3 separate regions of the Mus musculus genome follow, and regions 2 and 3 are each linked to region 1. Evidence: chromatin loops called from intact Hi-C (ENCODE). Cell type or tissue: left cerebral cortex. All regions are shown on one strand. Region 1 holds the start of Usp34 (ubiquitin specific peptidase 34). Region 2 holds the start of Gm12059 (a long non-coding RNA gene). Region 3 holds the start of Ahsa2 (AHA1, activator of heat shock protein ATPase 2).

What was found. Hi-C counts contacts between places; a loop is a spot of excess contacts. Peaks named below come from ENCODE experiments on the same cell type or tissue, not always from the same donor. Only the 100,000 strongest peaks of a DNase experiment are listed, where the experiment ranks them.
Region 2: a loop joins it to region 1, with 11 times the contacts of the local background. A loop is called at or near these places in 2 of 42 quality-filtered maps.
Region 3: a loop joins it to region 1, with 10 times the contacts of the local background. A loop is called at or near these places in 3 of 42 quality-filtered maps.

The regions. Positions count from the first base shown.
Region 1 is chr11:23,300,501-23,308,500 of GRCm38, reverse strand. It overlaps Usp34 (ubiquitin specific peptidase 34), which reads right to left and starts at 1,606. Exons shown (of 80, transcript NM_001190401.2): 1 at 1,485-1,606. The coding sequence starts at 1,527. In left cerebral cortex, CTCF peaks have their summits at 2,199 and 3,044 (motif pointing left); DNase peaks (open chromatin) are centred at 1,531, 2,050, 2,446, 3,184 and 1 more place; H3K4me3 peaks cover 2,609 bases; H3K27ac peaks cover 2,340 bases.
Region 2 is chr11:23,064,313-23,072,312 of GRCm38, reverse strand. It overlaps Gm12059 (a long non-coding RNA gene), which reads right to left and starts at 7,249. Exons shown (of 2, transcript XR_872307.2): 1 at 3,896-7,249. In left cerebral cortex, no CTCF peak of the experiment used is centred here; DNase peaks (open chromatin) are centred at 3,587, 3,947, 4,440, 7,462 and 2 more places; H3K4me3 peaks cover 1,728 bases; H3K27ac peaks cover 1,351 bases.
Region 3 is chr11:23,492,400-23,500,399 of GRCm38, reverse strand. It overlaps Ahsa2 (AHA1, activator of heat shock protein ATPase 2), which reads left to right and starts at 2,361. Exons shown (of 9, transcript NM_172391.4): 1 at 2,361-2,625; 2 at 3,519-3,709; 3 at 5,336-5,421; 4 at 7,007-7,121. The coding sequence starts at 2,546. 1700030C12Rik (RIKEN cDNA 1700030C12 gene) reads right to left here and starts at 2,639. Exons shown (of 3, transcript NR_166706.1): 1 at 2,489-2,639; 2 at 1,815-1,938; 3 at 737-1,014. In left cerebral cortex, no CTCF peak of the experiment used is centred here; DNase peaks (open chromatin) are centred at 2,844, 3,325, 3,353, 3,615 and 1 more place; H3K4me3 peaks cover 2,424 bases; H3K27ac peaks cover 1,422 bases.

The DNA.
Region 1 (8,000 bases):
CACCTACATGGGGCAGCTCACATCTGGGGCAGCTCACATCTGCTGCAACTCCAGCTCCAGGGGACCTGATGCTTACTTGGGCAGCTGCACTCACAGGAATATATCTGTAAACAGACACACACATACCTACAGAATCTTTAAATCACTTCTCCCAAACTATTTTTCCTAAAGTATACTAAACAATTAAGTACTTTCAAGTTGGAGAACAGAGAGTCACAATCATCAATGTATTTCTAAGATACAAAATGTTTTACTGAAATAAGTACTAAGGAACTATGTTTACCATATCACTTCTACCAAGAATGAAATTTATGTCAAAATAGGAATAACCTTATAAAATACTAGGAAAATGTAGGATGACACAGATATGGGAAAATGTAGTTTGAATATATACAAAACACCTACTTTAATCTGTCAGGAACTAAATACATAGCTGAAAATAAATTATAAACCTTTTAGCCATTAAAGTGAAACTCAAGCACATAATAAAGTAAAAATTAAGCAACCAAAAGGGAATTACAATCTACAAATAGACTTTTTAAATGAATGAATTAAAAGGAATAAGTAGTTTCGAAATCTGTCAAAATATCACACTGAATATAAATTCCAATACCTCAAATGAATATTTGTCACAAATCAAGTTTGTGTAAATTATCTTTTCATCTAAACCACCTCTGGGCCCACAAGTGGCTGACGTGCAATATTCCCTGTTTCTTAAGCAGAAATGCAATCTTGCAAGGCCAAAAATAAAATATGTAATACAATAATAAAGAATAAGGAGTAAGGCCTCTCATTTTCAGAGACAGACCATGACTAACTCGGGGTGGTTGTCGTTGGTAGAGATCTCCTTATAATAGACTTTACTACTTAAACGACGAATGGTACTAAAGAAATACTATCACCTTTATTTTTAATTAAGGTAAGACGGTTCCAATCATCACTATTGCAGTTCAATTTCTGCTATTTAAGGGCTGGCAGATGGATTGAATACACCCACACACCCTCAAGGGATGGAAAAATCACCACCCTTCTCCCACGGACTTTAACGAAAATTAGCAGGTAAGCGAGGCCTCCCCAGCACGCTGGAAATCAAAGAGGGCGGCCCTGAGGCTCGGACTGCAGAGCAAAGCCTAGTCCTCCGACCCCACCTCCCCACACCTTCCTCGAAGGGGGAAAGGGGCGGAAGGGCTCATTAGTGCCTTCATTAATTGACACCTGTAATGAGGAAACTTTCCGAGACCGCCCAAGCCGGACCCGGCCGGGGCTGCGCCGCGGCCTCTCGGGCGCCCAGGTAACCCGGCGGCCTGGGCCCGAGGCGCCGCGACGGCCGCCGCCACCACGCACCTTCCCGGGCACACAGGCCCGTACGCCGGGCCGGCCCGGTCGCCGCAGCCCGCAGGCCGGGAAGGCAGGCAAGGCGGGAGAGCACAGCCCAGGGACCCCCAAACCGTGCACCCCGACGGGTCCCCTACCCGGCGACTTACTTTCATTTAACACCTCCACCAGGTCTGCGCAGTTCTCGCACATCGTTCGGCCGCCGCCCCCCCCTCCCCCGCTTAGGATCGCGCTGACTGATCCCGACCGGCGGGGGGGAGGGGACGGAGGCAGGGGAGGGGGCCGGCCTGCCGGCGGGGCGGGGAAGCGACGAGGGCGGGCGGCGGCGGCGAGGACGGGGCGGGGAGCCGCGGGTGGGGGAGGGGGCCGGCGGGCCCGGGAGCGGGAGCGGGCGGGGGCGAGGAGGGGGGCGAGGGGAGCGCAGGCCTCAGGGGCGCCTAGGCGCCGGCGGCGGGGGAAGGGGGAAGGACGGGGGAGGGGAGAGGGAGGGGTGGGTGGGGAGAGAAGCAGCAGAGTCACTTCACCACCGACCAGACGCCGCGGCCACCGCCGCCGCCGCCGCCATTTTAATGGAGCGCTCGGGCTGCGCTCGGCTCTTTCCGCCCAGGCGAAGGAGCCGAAGAGAGGCGCCTCGCGCACTCATTCCTCCGCCCTCCTCGCTGCCCCCGCCCTCCGCCTCTCTCCGCACACACGCCGCACGCCCTGCCGGAGCCGCTGGCCGCCCTCCCTTTCCTCTTCCGTCCGGCCTCCCCGCCCTCGGTCCACCCCCTGTGCGCGCTCGCCCTCCCCGCCCAGCCGGATCTCTGTCAGCGGCCGGAAGGGGAGCGCGCCGCCCGCCGCCGCGGGGGGAGGCGGGTGAGTGGAAGATGGCGGAGGCTGCGGGCGGGTCGCGGGTACGCGGCCTCTCCCGCCCCTACGGGCTCCGCGCTCCGGGAGACTCGGCCGGAGCCGCGACGGATGGCCCGCCCCGTCCCCTGCCGCGGCGCGGCGCCTCCTGATCTCCCGCACCCCCGAGGGGAAGCGGTGAAGTTTGCCTGTCCTTCGGGTACTTTGAGGGTGGAGACGGCCGCGGGTCAGCAGATGCTGGCAACGCCGCGGCTCGCTCCCCACCTGGCTTCGGGAGAATGGAACAGCCCAGGGCGCGTCTTAACCTGAATCCCTGTTTATCTCAGCCGTGCGGTTCTGTGAGGCTCATGGATCCTCAGCAGTGAAACACCTTGACAGGACTAGAAATGGCGCGGTTGAGAAACCGTGACACCTCGTTTTTACGCACGAGGTCTTACAACGTGTGTGTCTACCCATTCATTCTTCATCGGAAACGCTCTATTAGGCTTTTTCATCAGAGAGAGACAGCGAGAGCTAGTACCGTGAGGAACGAAGCCTGGCGTGATGGTTTACGACAGTACTTCCTAAATGCAGGCAGGAGGGTTGCTCCGAGTTCGAAGGCAGCCTGAGCGACTTTTATAACCCCATTTGCCCAGTGCCAAAAGAAATGGAGCCAGGAGTGGAAAACAAGTGAAAGGGACACCCAACTTAAGTTTGGTATTGCATTAAGAACTAGAAGCTCGGGCTGGTGAGATGGCTCAGTGGGTAAGAGCACCCGACTGCTCTTTCGAAGGTCCGAAGTTCAAATCCCAGCAACCACATGGTGGCTCACAACCACCCGTAATGAGATCTGATGCCCTCTTCTGGTGCGTCTGAAGACAGCTACAGTGTACTTACATATATAATAAATAAATAAATCTTAAAAAAAAAAAAAAAAAAAAAAAAGAACTAGAAGCTCAGAAAGATGGCTCAGCAATAAGAGCACTTGAAACTCTTGCGGAGGATCCAGATTCAATTCCCAGCACCCACATGGTGCTCATAACCATCTATATCCTGTTCCAGGGCATTCGAATCCCTCTTCAGACTTCTGCGGTCACCGTCCACACTCCTAGCACACACACACACATACATACATACATACATACATACATACATACATTAAGGCAAAAAAAAAAAGAGTAATTTTTTAAACAATTTTTACAGGACAACTTAGTGTTAGTTTTTACCTTCACTAATTTCTGTTTCTAAGATACTTCCACAGGGATATGACAACAAAGTCTGAAAGGTCATGTGCATGACCCCAAACCAAAACTTGAGCACATGTTAATGAGGGCCCCGGTATTAATCTTCTACGATGTCTTGTCAAGGTGTGTCACACTTTTTCTGTGCACTAGAACTGCTTCTAACTTCATGCTGTTTTTGCACGGCGCTATAAAGTTTCACTCCAACCTATTCCTGTTATTTCCTATGAGCTTTGTGAGTTGTGTAGCTGTTTTCCCTTCATCCTTCTCCCATCCTCTCCCCACTTAGAGTCTTCCTATCAATGATTATTGACTCAGCAGACATCACCTTCAGGCTAACCTTTGTCAGCCCTCTTAACAATCTTTTTTTTTTTCTCCCAGTACATCCCAGGTTTTTTGAAATGCCATCAATGAACCTTGATTTGAAAAAGACCCACTATCTAAGAAATATTTTTAAGTTGTTTTAAACTAAGTCTTGGTAACCTGGTATTTCTAGGGTTGTTCTATGCCTGAAACATAATTTAAATATGGAAATTAATTGAAAATATAAAGGCTTTTTTTTAGTATTGGTGTAGTACTTTTTTGAGATGCACTTTTGCTTTGTTAGCCCATGCTGACATAGAATTCAAATTCCTCATGCTTCTGCCTTCTAGGGACTGGAATTACAAGCAGGTGTCACTATATACAGCTATACTTTACCCACAAACCCCTGAACATTGAAGTTACAAATAGGATAAAAGCTAACCTTAAAATTGATATACAGGGTAATAAAATCTGGGCCACTAACTAGGCAGAGGTGGTACACACTTTAATCCTAGCACTCAGGAGCCAGAGGTAGACAGATTTCTAAGCTCAAGGACAGCCTGGTCTAGAGAATGAGTTCCAGAACAACCCGGCTACATGAGGAAATCCTATCTTGGAAATAAATAAATAAGTAAATCTGTGTCTCTTCTGCTTTGTTTGACCAAGTGTCTAACCTTAGACTGCTTATGTGAAAAAAATAAAACTTTCTGACCAGTCTGGTAGCACATGCTTATGTGACACAAATAAATGCATACACGCTATAGTAGTAAAAGTCTATACTTGCAGTATTTGGGAAGCAGAAGCAGGATTGTCACACATCTGACCCTCCTGGTTTACATGCTGAGTTCCAGGCCATTGAAACTGCTTTAAACAACCGTGTCTCAAAAAGAAATAAGCTGGGATATAGTTCAGAATTAGGTAGCTTGCTTGACATGTATATTATCTCAGTTCAATTCCCAAAAATACACATACATAGACACACAAATGATCTGAGAATCTGGAAAATTATTGGTAGAAAGAATGGTTATTCCATTATCTACATCAGGGCTCAATAACTTTGATTAGTAAATACAAATAGTGAACATTTAGATTATAGAGTGTAGGGGCCCTAGTGATTAAAACCTGTAAATGAAGGGGCTGCAAATAATGACACTGTCTCAGAGGAGAGGACTGGGGAGAGGGCTCGTGGAGCAAAATGCTTGCTGCACAAGCATGGTGAGCTCTCTTTGGAACCCCAGTACCCTTGGAAATGTTAAGTGTGACAGTAGATGCCTGTAACTCTAACCTGGGGAGATGAGGAAAGGGAACAAGGCAGGAAAATCCCTCAAGTTCAGTGGTTGATGAGACAACTGTCTAAAATGGCTTTACATTCAGTAAGAGACCCTGTCTCCAAAAGGAAAAAAAGAAAACAATGAATGATCTGGACACTGGGATCAAGTAGTTCAAAGTACATAGTGCTCTCACAGAGGACCTGGTCAGTTTCCAGCACATTAATGGACAGTGAACTTGAAAGGTGTACAATTTTAACATGTTACAAAAGACTGCTATTGTATATTTTCTCTCATTTCTGAATGTTAGCTTTGAATATTCAGACATATCTGTTCCATTGGAAATATCCATACAATTCAGGGGTTTAGTAAGAAGCGATGGGAAAGAGACTTTAAAAGAGGGAGATAAACTGGCATGGTGGCGCACGCCTTTAATCCCAGCACTTGGAAAGCAGAGGCAGGTGGATTTCTGAGTTCGAGGCCAGCCTTGTCTACAGGACTGTGAGTTCCAGGACAGCCAGGGCTACACAGAGAAACCCTGTCTTGAAAAAAAGAAAGAAAGAAAGAAAGAAAGAGAGAGAGAGAGAGAGAGAGAGAGAAAGACAGAGAGAAAAGAAAGAAAAGGCAAAGGCCACATGGAAACCTACTACTATAGAAGCTTCCTAAATTAAATACATGTATGAAATGAGGTTTTAAGTTTGGAGAATGGCTGAGCTCTTTTTTTTTATTTTTTTAGATTTATTTATTTATTATATGTAAGTGTAGCTGTCTTCAGACACTCCAGAAGATGGAGTCAGATCTCATTACAGATGGTTGTGAGCCACCATGTGGTTGCTGGGATTTGAACTCCGGACCTTCAGAATGCCACCATCAGAAAAGCAGTCGGGTGCTCTTACCTACTGAGCCATCTCACCAGCCCCATGGCTGAGCTCTTAAGAGCTGCTCTTCCAAAAGACCCAAGTTCAATTCCCAGCACCCACTACTGGCATCTCACAACCACCTGTAACTCAAGCTCTAAAGTAATATAACACCTCTGATCTCTGGGAGCACTTGCACACACACACATAATTTTCCTATAATGGGGGAAGGGATACCCCACCAGACACCACATGCTAGCAAATGAAAACTGTGGAGTCACAGAAGTCCCTAAAAGCACCATAGGCTATTGCCAGTACTCTTAGCCACGCTCCAGAACTTATTTCTATTTGTGAAGATACCACATACTGGAGTCATGGAAAAGTCCACATTGGCGATATATACCTTTAATTCCAGCACCTGAGGCAGGGACAGAGGCAGGTGGATCTCTGTAAGTTCAAGACCAGCCTGGTCTACAGAGATAATTCTAGGACTGGCAACCCAACACAGAAACCCTGTCTCAAGAATCAACAATAAAAGAAAAAGAACATGGAAAACATCAAGCTAGAACTCACTTGGGAGCTGCATCTCTACTCTCATGGTCCTGGAAAGTGTTGTGAACATTGAAAGAAGAAAAGGGTCAGCTGGACAGTGGTGGCACACACCTTTAACCCAGCACTCTGGAGGCAGAGGCAGGTGGATTTCTGAGTTTGAGGCCAGCCTGGTATACAGAGTGAGTTCCAGGACAGCCAGGGTTATACAGAGAAACCCTGGCTCAAAAAAACAAAAACAAAAAAAGGTCATCTTCAAATTTCACCCAGCTGTGAACCCTGCAAACTACAACTAGCCTGACCAAGTATGTCTTATGACATAAACCACCTTCTGATGTGAGGCCTGTTTCATGAGATGGAACGCATACCTCGCACTGTTAAAGGGCCAAGAACGTGTGGTAAAAACACAATACTATTATTCTACTAAATAGACGTAATATTAAGACAATGCCTTAATGACTTAAAGCTATACACATCGATCAGAGCATTTCAACCCTCATCAGAGAAGTTTCCTTGCAGTAGATGGCAACTAACACAGAGGCTCAATTACTAAATGTGAAGAGAACAAGAGAGACTGTCTTGGCCAGGCAGTGATGGCGCATGCCTTTAATCCCAGCACTTGGGAGGCAGAGGCAGGTGGAGTTCTGAGTTCGAGACCAGCCTGGTCTACAGAGTGAGTTCCAGGACAGCCAGGGCTACACAGAGAAACCCTGTCTCGGAAGAAAAAAAAGAGAGAGAGAGAGAGACTGTGAGCTGCTCCACCCTAACTGGTAAGTACATATCACACACACTCCTTACGCTGGTGCTCAGGGGTCTTTATGGAAGAGGGGACAGAAAGATTCTAAGAGCCAGAAGGATAACATCAAGACTGATTTCCAGACATACCGGGCAGTTGTGCATGTGAGGTCCCAAGGATTGTGACATTTCCAGCCAGCCAAAGTCAGAACAGAAGAGCAAGTGAACACACTTTAGCTGAGGAGCTATTAGCAGAGGTAATTTTTTCTTTCATGTGAACCCTGGTAGGAGACAACATGCTAGGGCAGGCCCCACTCCCAGATATAGATAAGGGACTGCTAAAGGACAGCCCATAGTCCAAGTCTGGTGTACTACATTTTTTAAACTATTTTTAATTTTTAAAAAAGCCCAGTTTGTGTTATCCATACACTTGTTTGCTTGAGCATGGTCAAACTCGTTTTTTGTTTTGTTGTTTGTTTTTCGAGACAGGGTTTCTCTGTATAGCCCTGGTTGTCCTAGAACGCACTCTGTAGACCAGGCTGGCCTCGAACTTAGAAATCCACCTGCCTCTGCCTCCCAAGTGCTGGGATTAAAGGTGTGTGCCACCACTGCCCAGCGCATGGTCAAACTCTTAATGGGCAGACCCCGATCTCCACCTGCACCCCCACCGGAAACCATCAACTGTGGAGGGCTACACCTCATAATGCTGTCACAATTTTAAGTTCTTGATGGCTTTCTATCAAGTCTTTGAGGGAGTAGCCTAGGGTGGATGAAAGAGTTGTTGCAGAAACCTTTTGTTCTTTCTCAACTGTGGGTCTGCAGTTATTAATAACACTGTAAGTGTAGCTTCTATGTCATTCACAGCGAGAGCACGGATCCTAGGCTCA
Region 2 (8,000 bases), 240 kb after region 1:
AAGGAAGGAAGGAAGGAAGGAACCTGGAGCAGGAAGGGTGTCCTGAGGGCAGCCATGAAGGGTTCCACCTTGTGGAATGCAAAGTGGGACTGAATGTCTTTAGCATTAGGAGATGGCCATGAGCCAGAGCCACAAGGGGTTGAAAAGTCCTATGACATAAAAATGATGTGTGGCTGTCAAAATGACTAGGGTTGAAGTTGCGAAGGTTAATACTAGCTGTCAACTTGCAAGAATTTGGAATAACCTAGGAGACAAGCCTCTAGGTAAGTCAGTCAGTGAGGAATTCTCTAGATTGAGTTAACTGAAGGAAATCTACCTGAAATATGGGGGCACCATTGCATCAAAGGAGGCCCAGACTGAATAAAAAGTAAGTTGAACACCAGAACTGATCTCTCTGCTTCTCCCGCAGACACATGTGATCAGCTGCCTCACACGCCTCCTGCCGTCCCCTCATCCTCTTACCTGCATGGCAGACTGTATTCCTCAAGTATAATCTGAAATAAGCTTTCTTCCCCAAAGTTGCCTAGTCATCACAAACAATAAGAAAACTAATACAAATTCCAACCAAAATCGTAAGTCTTGGGTCTCACTAGGTAGCTCTGGCTGGTCTTGAACTTGCTTCCCAAGTGCTTAAAGGCATGCACCATTACACCTATCTAGTTCTTAAGACTGTTATCAACCGGTCGTGATGGCGCACGCCTTTAATCCCAGCACTTGGGAGGCAGAGGCAGGCGGATTTCTGAGTTCGAGGCTAGCCTGGTCTACAAAGTGAGTTCCAGGACAGCCAGGGCTACACAGAGAAACCCTGTCTCAAAAAAAAAAAAAACAATAAATAAATAAATAAATAAAAATAAATATATAAATAATAATAATAATTAAAGACTGTTATCAGGGATTCGCACTACTGAAACTTTAAAAACTAAAGGTGCATTAAACAGAGCCAGTGAGATTGTTCAACCAGAAAAAAGCACTTGACCCACAAGCCTATTGACCTAAGTTGTAGAGGAAATGGGGTCCTTGTGCTCACAGATAAAGCACTAGGAAAGGTAGGAATGTTAAACTCGAAGGGTTATCTATTCAAGAGAAGAGATATATAACCTGTTCTGCCCAGAAGGCTAGGAATGGAAGTAGTAAATAGCTTGGTGATCTGTGTGACCTGTGGGGCCAGGCCACACCTGAATCCCACTGACTATTATGTTCATCCCAGACTCTTACTCCAGAGACCTCTAGTTTGAGCACTGTTTCCCAGTCAATAGACCCCATCTTCATGGAAGATGTCATATGGACTTTACAAAAGGGTTTCAATGTAGTCATGCCTTGAGCTTTAACATGCACATGGGATTTGGTTAACTGTTACCAGGAAACTTTTTCCAAAGCTGTACTGTACTTAAATGTGCCTAGAATAAACTGCCCAAGATCAGACTTTAGAGGTGTGAACGGACAGCAGCTACTGAGTGGAGCTGAAGCAGATGTCTTTCTTGCCTCACACGGACGTCACTCCCGTTACTGCTCTGCCTGCCATAGCATTTGCAGGGATGCTCACACCGAGTGTCCCACACACGAAAAGTAAAAGGGGAGAGGCAAGTCCACAGAGTTGTCCCCTGACTTCCACATGCATCTCATGGCACACGTGCCTTCTCATCATCCACACACAAATAATAATAAATATATTTTTAAAATTTGATGGCCAAGAAAATGGTTCAGCAGATAAAAGCACTTAGTACAAAATCTGACAACCCGAGTTCAATTCCTGGATCCCATGTAAAGGTGGAGGAATGAAGCAGTTCCATGACACTTTCCTCTAATACACACACATGTGCGCACACATACTAATGACACACATACATATATACATACACATGCACATGCACACTGACACACATATATGCATACACACATGCGCATACATACACACTGACACACATACATACATACACACACATACAAACATACACACACTTAAACATATTCTCTCATGCACGTGCATGCACACACACACTTGCACATACACTCACACAATAATATATACAAATTCAGAATAAAACAATTTTTTAAAGATTCACTGAAACAGTATTACTGTTCAGTAGCAAATCAATGGAATAAACGGAAAGGCACATTTGGAAAGTTAGGGTTTTGTAAAAGCAGCATTTTCTTTTCTGTCTGTCTGTCTGTCTGTCTGTCTCTCTCTCTCTCTCTCTCTGAGACAGGGTTTCTCTGTGTATCTCTGTGTATCCCTGGCTGTTCTGGAACTCACTCTGTAGATCAGGCTGGCCTCAAACTCAAGAGATCTGCCTGCCTCTGCCATAACTGAGCATCGTATCTAGGATCTGGAAGATTCTAGGCAACATACTTTATCACTGAACTACATCTCCAGCCCCTCTTTTCCCTTTTACATTTTATTACATTATTTTACTATGTGGAAAGAGATGCATATCACAACTTGTCAGAGTTGGTTCTCTCCTTCCACTATGTGGGTTCTAAGGATCCAACTCAGGACCCGAGGCTTCAAAGCAAGGGCCTTTACCAGCCAAGCCATCTCACCAGCCCTTTTTTAAAAAAGCTTTTTATGGCCCGGCATGGTGGCGCACGCCTTTAATCCCAGCACTCGGGAGGCAGAGGCAAGTGGATTTCTGAGTTTGAGGCCAGCCTGGTCTACAAAGTGAGTTCCAGGACAGCCAGGGCTACACAGAGAAACCCTGTCTTGGAAGAAAAAAAAAAAAAGAGAAGCTTTTTGAAAACTCCTACTCTGTGGGAAGCCACATGTGCCGTTGCAGAGTGGCACTGACTACTGCTGGCCACCACGCATAAGATTGGACAAACAACCAATGTGTACATATGCAGTAAAGTTTTTTGCAAAGACACTGCCTGGCCCAGGCATGATAATGAGGTTCTGTAAGGTACGGAGAGTATAACCAATCAGATGTGAGACATGCAAATGAGGTATGATAATGAGGTTCTGTAAGGTACTGAGAGAGAGTAGCCAATCAGATGAGGAACATGCAAATGAGGCTTAGTGCATAACCAATCCGGGTGTGAGACACGCCCCTCCTAGGCCTATAAAAGCAGCACCAGTTCTTCCTGGCCAGTCGAGCGCGTGCAAGACTACTCCTTTTAAGTAAACTTCAAATGAAGTAAACGACATATGTGCACATGTACAATAAAAACCCTGCAAGTGTATACGGAAATGCAATCAGGTAAGCAGGGAGTTGGAGAGGGACGGAAGCTTGATTAGGTATGCCTACCACAAAGTTAAAACCTTTCACAAACTAAACCTTACTGGCTTTAATAGCCAAACGATTTTTGCAATCTTTAAATAAAAGTTAATATTGCTAATATACAAAAGCACTGTAAGTTTTAAAAATGTTAATACCTCGAATATAAAGAAAACAACTTATAAGCAAGGAATTCATAAAGAACCAGTAAGTATATGGAAAGTATTCAGTTTTATACCTAGGTAACAAAATGCAAATTCATACAAGAGTCTGACAAAAGGCTGACTAGTAACAGAATGATTCATGCTGTCACGCAGCATTCTAATACTTACTGGGAAAATGCATTTTAATAAGAACACTTCTAGGAAGCCTCTGTTAAGGTTCAGAATCTTACAAATGGGCATTCCCTTTGATCTAGCAATCTATCACTGCTTGTAGAAATGAAAAATTGTAAATACCTTAAAAGCCCAGTAACTATGGGTTCTTTAAACAACTAGAATAGCCATACGACCACTTAAAATGTATCTAAGACCTGGAAAAACAGGTACCAAAAACCCCTTTGTGCATATTTGAAAACTCTACATTTACATAGCAGTATGACAATACCCTCATCCTTGTGGGTTTTGTGTCCCACTCTGGTGGGCAGAGCCACCTTAGGTAGCCCAGGCATGTCTCAAGCTGACCTTGACTATACCTTTGGTTCCCAACGTAGACGATTACTTCACTTAATTTCCCCCACTCCGTGGTTTTTGACACAATCTCGGTATGTAGCCCAAGGTGGAGTAGAATTCGCAGTAATCCTCCTGCCTCAACAACGCCCGTCATTTTTTTTTTCTTTTATTGCTTAACTATTTCGGATATAATTGTGTACTGTTGGAATGCTGTTCGCATAGCAAACTGAATTTTTTTAACGCATTATTTTTAAAACGAGGCGATGAGAGAGGCGTTGCCAGCACCATGCCGGGCTCCGGAAAGGTGAAGGGCTCAGCGCCTTAGAAACAAGCCCCCGCACCAGGGGATTAAGGGCCACGGGGGATGGGGGGGAGCCGTGACGGCTGAGGGAGGGACCTCTAGCCTTCTGAGGAAGTGCGATCCCTCTTCCCGCTGGAGTGCGCGCCGCCCGCGCCTTTATTGCGGAGGTGTGGAGAAGAGCGTGGGAACAGCACGCAGGACAGCCTCCCGCTCCAGCGTACAGGGCGGGCGCCGTCAGCGCCGGTACCAACGAGACAGGACCGCGCTGCGTGCCTAGAGCGGCCCTGCCGCTGTGCGCGTGTGCAGAGGCGGTCCAGCCCGGTGCGCTCAGCGCTAGTGGGCGAGGTGATCTGTACCCTGACTGAAGGTCTAGGGCAGTGCTGACGCGAGTTCGCAAGGCGCGTTCGTGCTCCTGGTTGGTAGGACCCAGGGGCAAGCGAGGCTTTCCTCAGAGCCCTAGGATGGGAGGTGGAGGGAGACGAGGCCAGGTTCTGCAGAAAGAAGGCTCAGGCTAGCCCTTGAGGAAGAGTGAGGAGCATCGGGACAAAACGGCCATCCTCCAGACCCAGACGCTGAGTATGGAGACACCTCGGCCAATCACTCTATTGGAAAACCAAATAGAACAAACCTGTTTGGGATGAAGGTTGATAACCAATTTGGAATGATGTGTGTTGAAACGAATGGATTTTGGTTTTGAGGCATTAGCAGGACATTTGAGTAGAAGAGCTGATAGGAGATTTGTTTTAGAAACTGGGTTTACTCTGTAACCCAGGTTGGCCTGGAGCTTAGTTTTCTCGGCTTCTCAGAGCAGAATTCCCGCCTTGTGCCGCCACGCCTGGCTGAAGTTTGGGAACATGGACTGTGAATGTAGAATGTAAGGTGTAGTCTGCAGCTCAGGAGAGTCAGCTAAGTGACAGTTGTCTATAGTCATGTTTACAGGCTCAGTGTTTAGTCCCTAGCAGAAAAAAATTGAAGTAAAGCAATGTAAATGCATTGTCTTGACTAAAAAACTCCATAGGGATTGAGTGGTAAGTTTGACATAAAACTATATATAATTTCACAGAGCAGACAAGAATCATGAAGTTTGGGGGGCGAAAAACTTTGGAAGGCCTGGAAGCCACATAGGACTACCAAGTCAGACATTTTCAAACCAACCAGTTAAATAATGGGCAAAGGAAAAAAATCAGAAGGATGCCCGTTTATTAATTATGGCATATATCCTTGCCTGGCTTAACATAAATTATGTAACTGATAGAAACATTATACTTAAATGATATTTACCCATTAGCAAGAACAGAATTTTAAGAGGTTTTACTTGTAAACATCAGGACCTTTAACTACATCTTGAGGGTTTTTTAAATGAAAATTCGCAAAATCAAGTTGGACTAACTAATGTGTATTTTAAGTATGAGACCTTAAATTTCTAATTATGAGGATTTTTTTGTGGGTGGGAAGATGATTCAGTGGTTAGGAGTATTTCTTGCTCTTACAGAGAGCCACTTTGATGCCCAGCATCCATGAAGGGCAGCTCACAACCGCTGTGAGACTAGTTCCAGGGCAGTTACAGGCATGTGCTCTCACACACACAGTTATTTTTTTCGATTATGAGTTTTTTCCTAAAATTGTTCGAAAATTAAACTAGTGTGTTTAGTTAGAAATGTTAGAAAGTGGTGTGTGAGGTTGCTGGTGGGAAGAGGGCATGGCAGTGAGCCTGACTACCTCAGTTCAGGCTCCAGGTTCCACATGGTGGAATGAGAGCAGCATCTCCTGAAATTTGTCCTCTGTCACCCACCCCTGCATACACACAGAAACATGAGAACACACTGGAAAAAGAGAAGCCATGAATTCCTCTGCCCAGAGTTAATGCCTGTTAATATCGTAGTGCTAACATGTGTTCTCCCTCATGGTAATGATTATGGAGTCAGTAAACAGTACATTTGATAGAGAAGCAGAAGCCAGCCTGTTTGGAGGTCAGGATTCTGAGGGGATTACTTGCTTATGAGTTGGATTACCATCAAATGACCATATGTTTGTTACTTTTTGCAAAAAACAAAACAAAGCCCTAAAATATATTTTTTCATTTCAATCAGGAAAACCAAAGATTTTGGGGGAAAATATATTATGAACATTTTTTTCACATTAAATAGTCTATAGTTATATCATTGATTTTTAAAATAGTTGTGTAACATTCGTGTTTATGCACATATATTTGTGTGTACATCAGAGGACAGCTTTCAGAAGTTGGTTCTGTCCTTCCACCATGTGTATTCTGGAGATTGGACTCTGGCCATTTTGTGAAGCTTGGTGGCAAACACTTGCTGAGCCATCTCACCAGCTCAAATTCTCAATTTAAAAAACAAACACACCTCAAAGGGGATTTTGGTTCAACGCAAGAACACTTAAATAGGTTTGTTTTCTGTGAACACTGTTTAAATTGAGGAAATACAAAAGCTATCAAGCCCGAAGACAACAGTGTTAATGCAGTCTTACTGGAAAAAAAAAAAAGACAGGATCTAAGTGGAGCGGAAGAGGGCTGTCAGAGTAAAGCATTGAGGTATGGTGGTATTGGCCTGTGTTCCCAAACTGTCCTGGGGGTTGAGGCAAAGGGATGACAAACTCAAGACCAGTTGGGCAACTTAGATCCTATATCAAAATAAAATCTCCATGTGCAAGGCCACATGTTGATTTCCCAGGACTTCAGAGGGAAGTGGGGGTAAAGCAACTGCAGAAAGGCTCACAGAGTGGAGCTACCACCTCAGTGGGAGGGGACTGAGAGAAGATCAGGGAGCTGATTAGAAGTCTGTACAGTCTGGCTAGAACTGGTTCAAGTCACCCCAGTTCTGTGAGAAAGAAGGTATGTATTTGGTGGGGAAGTTAAATGAGAGGGCCTGGGTTTTTAAACAAAACCTGATCAAAGGAAAGTCTATACTGACTGGTGAGTACTGACTTTCTCCTATTGACTGTTCTTAGCAGCACTCAGTAACCTCAGCTAGAGAAGAGCCTCTCTATAAAAGGGCCTCTGATTTCATACCTCAAGGTGACATTTTTACTATTCTAACAAAATGGCCTGGCTCCCGAATTCATCCATTCTTACTGTCTTCAAAGTAGTAAACTGCCTACATAATCAGTTTATGCAGGCCTCTACATAGGCCTCACCTCTCTCTGTAGGCCCTGCCTTCTAGAAACCAGAGGAAAGCCTCCTTGTCCCTCATAGAAGCAGCAGCAGCCTAAAGATCTCTAAATTGCTTCCAGAGTGACTCTGCCCTTTTCTGGAAGGAGGAGATGTTCTCTAGGCTGCAATAGTCGCTCTCATCTACACTTCACTGTCTGTGGCTTCATTTCCCACACTCACCAGCACTCTGAAGTGTTAATTTGAAAGTTCCAGAAATAAGTGATTCATAAGTTGTAAATTATGCATCATTCTGCATAGCATGACTATTAGTATTCCTTTTTTTTTTTTTTTTTTTTTTTTTTTTGAGTCAGGGTTTCTCTGTGTAGCCCTGGCTGTCCTGGAATTCACTTTGTAGACCATGCTGGCCTCGAACTCAGAAATCCACCCTCCTCTGCCTCCCAAGTGCTGGGATTAAAGGTGTGTGGCCACCACACCCGGCTGACTATTAGCATTCAGTCTAAGCTCCAACCCACAGTTACCTAGCAACAGCTGGGTATGCTCCTCCCCACGGTAACCTGGCAACAGCCAGGTAGGCCTGACCCACTATAAAAGGGGCTGCTTGCCCCCTCTTTGCTCTCTTGCCCTCTTGGGCTCTTCCCTTCCCCTTTACCTTCCTGGTCTCTCCATGTGTTCATGCCTGGCCT
Region 3 (8,000 bases), 190 kb before region 1:
AGAAAAGAAAAGCACACAGAAGAAAAGCAGAATACACAATTGAATGCAGAGTGTGTGCCGCCTCAAGCTGCGAGCGAGTGGGAGAGAGAGAGAGAGCAGGGAATGAGAGAGAAGAAAACCTTTAAGCCTTGAAAAGTTGCCTGCCAGCTTGTACTCAGAGTGAATAGAGTAGTCTGTGTCTATTCACTATGAATCTTCCAGTAGAGAACTCCGATCCTGTGTTGAGGCTGGACCCTGACAAAGACTCAAGACCAATGAAGCACCCTGTCCATTGAGTCCTATACTCTCTCCAAACATCACGTGTCCCCTCAGGCGTCTTGCCTGAGTCTGCATCATATGACTGACTTCTTCACATATCAAACTTGCTTTTTCACTAGAATGTAGTGATTTTTCACACATGATAAAGATTATATACACGATGTACGTAGAAGCCGTCTTATTCCTGGGGTCCACATGATGGAAGCAGAGAACTGACTCTGGGACGCTGTCCTCTGTCCTCCACACCTCAACTGTGGACTGTGGATGAGTGTGAACAAACTCACAATAATAGACGAAACAAAGAATCTAAAAGCGCCTGGCGTGGTGGCGCACGCCTTTAATCCCAGCACTCAGGAGGCAGAGGCAGGCAGATTTCTGAGTTTGAGGCCGGCTTGGTCTACAGAGTGAGTTCCAGGTCAGCCAGGACTACACAGAGAAACCCTGTCTTGAAAAACCAAAAAAAAAAAAAAACTAAAAGCACAATTATCAAGCCCATGTTTTGGAGAAGGACACAAATTCAGTCTGTTTACACCAAACAATTACAGTTTAAGGGTACACCCCTCTGCCTCCCACCAGCACCCAGTGAGCCTCGTGTGACTCCACTTTTCATGTCCTGAAATCATGGCTTCCTTCCCACTGCAGCCCACTGTCCAGGTCATCTCTCTTCCATCTGTGGCTGGACTTCTTCCCCTTTGATCAGCTGTCTTCAGACTCACTGCCAGGCAAGGATTTTCTTTTTCCATTGTTTTATCATTTCTTGAAAATTAAAGAAAGCTTCAATTAACTTTGGACATCTGAAATTGCTTAAATGTCTCAATTATTGTTATGGTCTATAAATGCCCCCCCCAGGGGGTGTGGGAACACCATGGTTTTGTTCACTAGCTATTGACCCAGTACTTTTTCTAGGACAGTTTCTTTCGGGGCCACCTTCCCCACTCTTTTACTTTTTCCATTGTTTCTTTCCCATTTTTGCAATGTCTTATTGGAGGTCATTTTTAAATCGCAGATCTGAAGAGTGCTTCAGGGTCCATTGGTCTCCTAGACTCACAATCGAGTTACATTCCAGTAAATTTATTTCTACTGGGAGTAGTTCTTGTATATTTTGGTATTTATACATTTTAGTGATTGTAGCAGCTTCTACCCTCAGAAGTCTTATTTTCTGTCAGGTTCAAATGAACATATCTAAATCTTATCATGAAATGTTTTATCAGGAGCAAACAGAAGAACTGGATGAAAAGTAGGCACACAAAGTACACGCCAATCATCGCTAGAGTCTTGCCTTCTGTCAGCTGTGCCTTTGGTATGATCAGTTGAACTAACAATGCCGTTTGATTTGGGGGGGGGGGTCACAGCATTGCTTCAGCAGTTTGAATGATGTAACTTCTCGAAGAACACATCGAAATGCAATAGCTCCAATAAACACCATAGCCCTTTCAGCTTGTTTTGCTGATAAGCAGACCACTGAATGGCAAGTGCACAGAGCAGCCAGGTCCTTCCCCATCTCCCATTGAACTACCTATTTTATTTGTTAAAATAATCTCCTAAGAAACACTTTCCAGATGGTGGCTTCAGTTTTTGCTAGAAGGTGAAAAACGATGGAAAGAATTAATAAACCCTTATTGTAACTGTATCCACAATCCCAGGCACTTGCAAGCACGATCTTTTGTCTCTAGAGGATCACTGCATGGAAAAAAAAAAAGCATTCTTTCAGTAAACCCTCGCGGGCCTCTGCTTAGGGACCTGCGCAGCTCCCATCCCAAGGGCCTCAGAAAATGGACAACCCGCTCTGGTACGAGCCCTGGGCGGAGTCTCGGTCGTTCGTAGAAAGCCCTGGCCAGAAGCCTCGCTGGGCAGCAGGAGCCAGCGGCAAGAACAAGGCGAACCAGGGGTTACAAAGCGGAGGGCTAGGGCCAGGGCGGAGCCTTAGGACCGGGGGGCGGGGCGAAGTCGGGGAGGAGCCTAGCAGAAGACAGCGCCAGGAGGCATAGGGCGGGGTCTTAGGGCAGAGAGGCGGGGCGAAGTCGGGGGTGGGGTGGGGGAGAAGCCTGCAGAGGGCGGCGCCCAGAGGTGTGGCATATTGGGGGCGTAACCGGGCTTGGGGCAGAGTCGATGTGGGGTGGAGCTGGCTGCGGGGAGCGGACAGCGGGGGGCGGGGCAGGCTGTGGCCGGGGCGGCCCGGGGCGGGGACTTCTGGCACTTTCTGGGAGCTGCGGGCGATCGGCTCACAGACCTTCTGGCCGGAAACCCGCGCGCTCCCGCTACCAGGGCCGTCGTCGTCAGCGCCGCCATGGCCAAGTGGGGCCAGGGGGACCCGCGCTGGATCGTGGAGGAGCGGGAGGACGGGACCAACGTGAACAACTGGCACTGGTGCGGTGGGCCCCGGGCGCGAGCAGGCGGGCGGGCTCCTGGGAGGGCCGCGCGGCGCCGCAGCACGGCTGCCCGTGGCGGGAGACGGTTCCTAACTGCGCTGGTCCTACGGCTTCAGGCTCCTCCTGAAGTTGGGCGAGCTCCAGAAGGGACTTCTGTCTCACCCTACCGGACAGCTGTGCCTCGGTCGCCCCTCACCCAGCCATCCTCGGCCTTGAGATGCGTAGTGCGCGTGCGTGCGCCGACGGTGCTGTGTCCGTGTGCAGTAGGAAGGCAGGGACTTGGATCTCACTTTCTTTGCTTTGTCTCAGTTTGCACTAGTTATCTGCCCCCCTTTGTGTCTCAGGAATACCGGGAGATGTCTGCCTCTTTGGCGGGCATTGGGGAAAGCTGAGGGAAGCAGAGCCCAGACTGCACCATAAGATGACTTAGCTGTCCTGAAAGAATTATGTTCTAGGCTGGATTCTATGATTAGGACACTGACGTCTCAGGCTGCTCTTTGTCCCCTTAGATGAGAACATTAGAGAGAATGCATAAGATAAATATGGAAATGCCAGATAACTGATATTGTGGTTAAGGCTATTTAAATGACTACCACCGTTACAGGTGGCCGCAGCTTAGCCAATCCATTTCCTGGGGTGGAGATTGCTGGACCCTTTTCCCCGGGGCCATTGTTTTTAAGATTACCCATTATTATATGGTGAATAATAGTGTCTTAAGAAACTGAGCAACAGGCTTAGAAGATACCTAGTAGAAACCTCGTCAGAGAAGCACATTTGCGAGTTGGAGGCTGCTTGAATACCAGGACTCACCTGGTCTGGGTTTGGATGGCATCCTGGCTGCTCAGATGGAGACCAGCTGGGCCATTCACCTGTCTTTCTATTCTCTGGCAGGACAGAGCGGGATGCCACCATTTGGTCCAAGGGGAAGCTCCGAGAGCTCCTGGTTGGCATTGCTATGGAGAATGAGGCTGGCCGATGTGAGATCAGTGAGTTGAAACAGGTGGAAGGTGAGGCTTCATGTAACAGCCGCAAAGGGAAGCTTATTTTCTTCTATGAGTGGAACATCAAGCTGGCCTGGAAAGGTAATGGGGGTCCTGGCAAGAGGCAGGTTGGGGACACCCTGTGTACAGTCTTAACGTTTAGTAGCAGTAGCTGATGTTCGGATGTGCTTGGTGTTGCTATGTTCTGAAAGCTGCACTTCACTACTCTAGATGCCTGAGGGGCAGTTCTTTCTCAGTTAAGCCCTTTTACCAGCATCTGTGACTAGGGCCTTAATGCAGCTGCCACCTGCCACCCTTCCTCCACAGATGCCTGCTTCCCTTAAAAATGTTTAATTATTTCAAAACTTAAAAAATTATTTCTGTGTGTGTGCGCACATACTTGGGTGTCGTAGCACGTGTAGAAGGCAGAGTTGGTTGGTAGCAAGTGCTTTTGCCTCTTGCTAGCTTATCTTTGTTGTCTTAATTCTATTATGTGTGTGGGCATGTGTGCCATGGTGGGCATGTGAGGTGCAAGGACACAGGAATTTAATTCAAGTCACTAGGCCCCAGCAGTAAGTTCCTTATCCATTGAGCCATCTTGTCAGCCCTCCCTTGGGGACTTTATCCTAAGATTGGGTTCTTTGGACAATCCATATAGATAGAATCCTGTCATACATAAAACTCTCTGCTTTCATTCCACCTTGTACCATGTTTTAGTACTTTATGCTGTTTTTATGTGCATTGTGTGGACAGAGCACATTTTATCTCTTTACCTGTTGATGGACCTTTTTGTTCATAGTTGTCTTGACTTTACCAAGACACGTGGTACTTAGCTTATGGTTCAATACTTGTTGACATGACCAAAGGTCAATCATAGGGAAAGGGAGAGAACAAGGAGAGATGTGGGTATGGAAGACCGACCGTATTGTGTTAAGAACTCGGGTGTCTGCCTAGAGTTGGCTACTTTCTGTGTAGTTTGTTAAGATGAAGCTCACTGAGCCTTCCTTGGCCTCTGAGTCAGGGAGGTGTCAAACATCAAAGCAGTCCTACTAAGTTCCCTGCAAGTTAAGACTAGCTTGGGCCACAATAAAAAGATCCCATTTCACAAGAAAGCTAAGAGCTTGGGATGTAGCTCAGCATCTGAATGCTTGCCTAGTGTGCAGAGGGCTCTAGGTTAATGCACGTGCGTGTAAGCAGCATCACGCCTGACTCTTGCATTGCCCTCACTTTCTCTGTGGTTGCTGCTGGTCCTAATGACCCCATCAGCTTGTTTCACTCCTTGACATCTCAAGTTGCAGAGGTGAATGGAGATCCAGAGCTGACCTTTGCATTTTAGCACACCTGTCTCCTACAACCATTCCCTTCATTGAATTTAGCCAGAGTAGCACTTCTGGAGCCTCACCTTATTTTGTAGCAGTGAGCTGCTTTAGATGATGCCAGAGTATCTCAATGTGGATGCATCTGAATATTGTTCCAGTTGCATGGTCCTGCCGGTGTGCCCCGTACGCATTTTAATCAAAACTATTTTAAATACTCCCCCTGGCCCTAGATGAGTATACTGAAAGGGGATAGGTGTGTTGTGTACCATGTTGGCTGGTCCCTGTCTTGGTTGGTCTCTGATGTGGTCATAACCCTGAAAGGGGAGTGAGGCCACATATGGGCTATTCATTCAAGCAGAGGTCTTTTGCATAAACCAGTTATTAATTGGATCCACTTTGCTTATTTTAGGTACAGTTAAAGAATCTGGTGCAAAACACAAGGGACTTATTGAAATACCCAGCCTTTCTGAAGAAAACGAAATCAATGACACTGAGGTATCTGCTGGTGCTCTCCTGTTCTCTGGTTAAGCTTCAGCTATAGGTGTTGGACATTTGCAAACTGCTCATTAGATTGGTCCTGTGGAAGTTGTGAATTATGGGGGTTGTCTGCCACTGTGTTATACACTGTGGGTGTCTGAGAGATGGAGCAGAGGTGTGGAAAAGGAGGAAGTCCTAGGAAACTTCAGACTCCCAGGACCAAGTATAGTACCTGGGCAGGGGAGTGACAGCAGGCAGCCTAGCTCTTACCTGTGCAGTTAGTTCATCGATGCTTTCAGGTTAAATGTGACAAGGCATGTGCTGGGAAGTGCTTGAGCCATGTGCATGGCTTACTGAATTAGACTGTTTGTTTCCCCTTAATGGGGACAGTTCTCAGCCTTTAGGTGTCCTTTTTGGATTCATCTCATCACTTCTTTATGCCTGTCTTGCCTCTTCGAATTGCCTCTGGGATTCAGGACCATTGTACAGCACCTGTAATCCCAAATCTAGACAGTCTAGCCAAAGTCTAACATAGAGCAAGCAGCATTTCTGAGGTCTTGCCTTTACTGAAGGTCACTGAGGTCATGTCTCATACCTTCAGACTTAGCTTGTTGTACTCTGGTGCTGCTGTTCCCCACAGCGCTCATGAGAAGTGCAGCTTTCTGGTGGCATATTAAACAGATCTAAAGTATGCTGCAGTAGAATCTAGCAGAGCAGATGCCAGACTTAGGCGCAGTTCAGCGCAGAATTACTGGGACCTGCAATAGTTTGAGACTAGCACCAGCCGGGCGTGGTGGCGCACGCCTTTAATCCCAGCACTCAAGGAGACAGAGGCAGGCGGATTTCTGAGTTCGAGGACAGCCTGGTCTACAGAGTGAGTTCCAGGACAGCTAGGGCTACACAGAGAAACCCTGTCTCGAAAAACCGAGAGAAAAAAAGGATAGCAAACCACTTGATACATCCCTGTCTCTTCATTTCTGTTGCTCTCATCCATTTTTCCTCTCCCAAATGATTTACCTCTCTACCGAGAGTATATAATTCAAGTCCAGGTTATGCGGGAACTTCTTGGTTAGAAGCTTCAGGTTTGTAGACCAGCATTATTCAGTATAAATGCCACCCACATACTGCAATTTAAAATTCTCTAGTATCCACATTAAAAACCAGGTAAGTAATTAAAAACTTTTAATCCAGGGGAGAGTAAATATGAGTTTAGCATGCAGTTCACAAGTTATTGATGAGGTACTTTACTTTTTCTTGGTATTTAGTCTTTGGAGTCTTCTGTGTGTACAGCATAGTTCAGATCATATACCTCATAAATGCTTAGCCACAGGTGGATACTGGCTGCCATACCAGACCATCTCTAGATAAAGCCACAAGCTATTTAACTCCTGTGCTTATACACACAACTTCAAAGGTAAATGAAATGGTTCATTTTATATTCCATCCTCAAAACGTTTTAAGATCTTAGATCCTCTGCAACTGTGAAGCAGCCTACGTCTCTGAACCACTCTCTCCCTCTGCCATCCAGTTACCAATAGGATCCAGTGTTTTAAGAATACATTTAACCAGTTTTTTCTTAGGTTTTTATTTTTCTGATTTGTAGGTGAACGTGAGTAAAAAGAAAGGAGATGGGGAAATACTGAAGGATCTCATGAGAACGACAGGCACCGCCAAGGTCAGGGAGGCCCTTGGAGAGTACCTGAAGGCACTCAAGACGGGTAAAGGCGGCAGCCCTTGTGAACCACAGGGTCCCTTGCTATTTACCCAAGTTACGCTCTACACAGGGCTGGATTTCCCAAGTCAGCCTCCTGAAACATCTTTAACTGCAGAACAAGTTGTAGTCCGGGTGTTAAAAGCTAGTTGTGGGTAAGACAATAATAAGTGATCACATGGACCAGTTTGCCAACCGTCAGTAAGCTGGGCATGGTGGCACTCTTATAGTCCCAGCACTTGAGAAGCTGGGGTAGGAAGACTGTTGCTAGTCTGGGTTACATAGTAAGACTTTGTTCAAAACAAAAAACCCTATACACCCCAATCCTTGGAATGGAACAGTTTTTGTGTAATTACTTGTTTAATGTCTGTCTTCCCTGCTAGACTATAAGCTCCATGAGGGCATGGAAGGTGTCTGTCTTGTTCACTGCTGTATCTCCAGCATCTAGCACAATGCCTGACACATAGTAGGTGCTTAATAAATCTTTGCCGAGTGAATGAATGTATGGATGAAAGGTATTGATAGCACCTAGACAGTCCCTATACTGTATGGAAGTGATTATGAAAAGCTATTGTCATTTTCCCAAATTAGAGGTGACAGCTGGGTAGAGTGGCCAACAGCACTTTTCTGCAACTTATCCTTAAAAGCTTGCTCGGTTGAGTGTCCAGGTATTGGCACACAGGCTTGAGGCCAGCACTCTTTCTGTGAAGACAGTGAGAGTAAGCTTTGTGAGAGGGGAAGCAGAGTTCTGACAAGAGGTAAGGACCATAAGCTATTAGTAGTAATCAAGTACAACCTAGCTATTTAGAAAGAACTGGTGGAAAATTTGCATTTTAGATGACTGTGGTAAAGAAAGGCCTTTGTTAATAAGTATCAGCAATATATG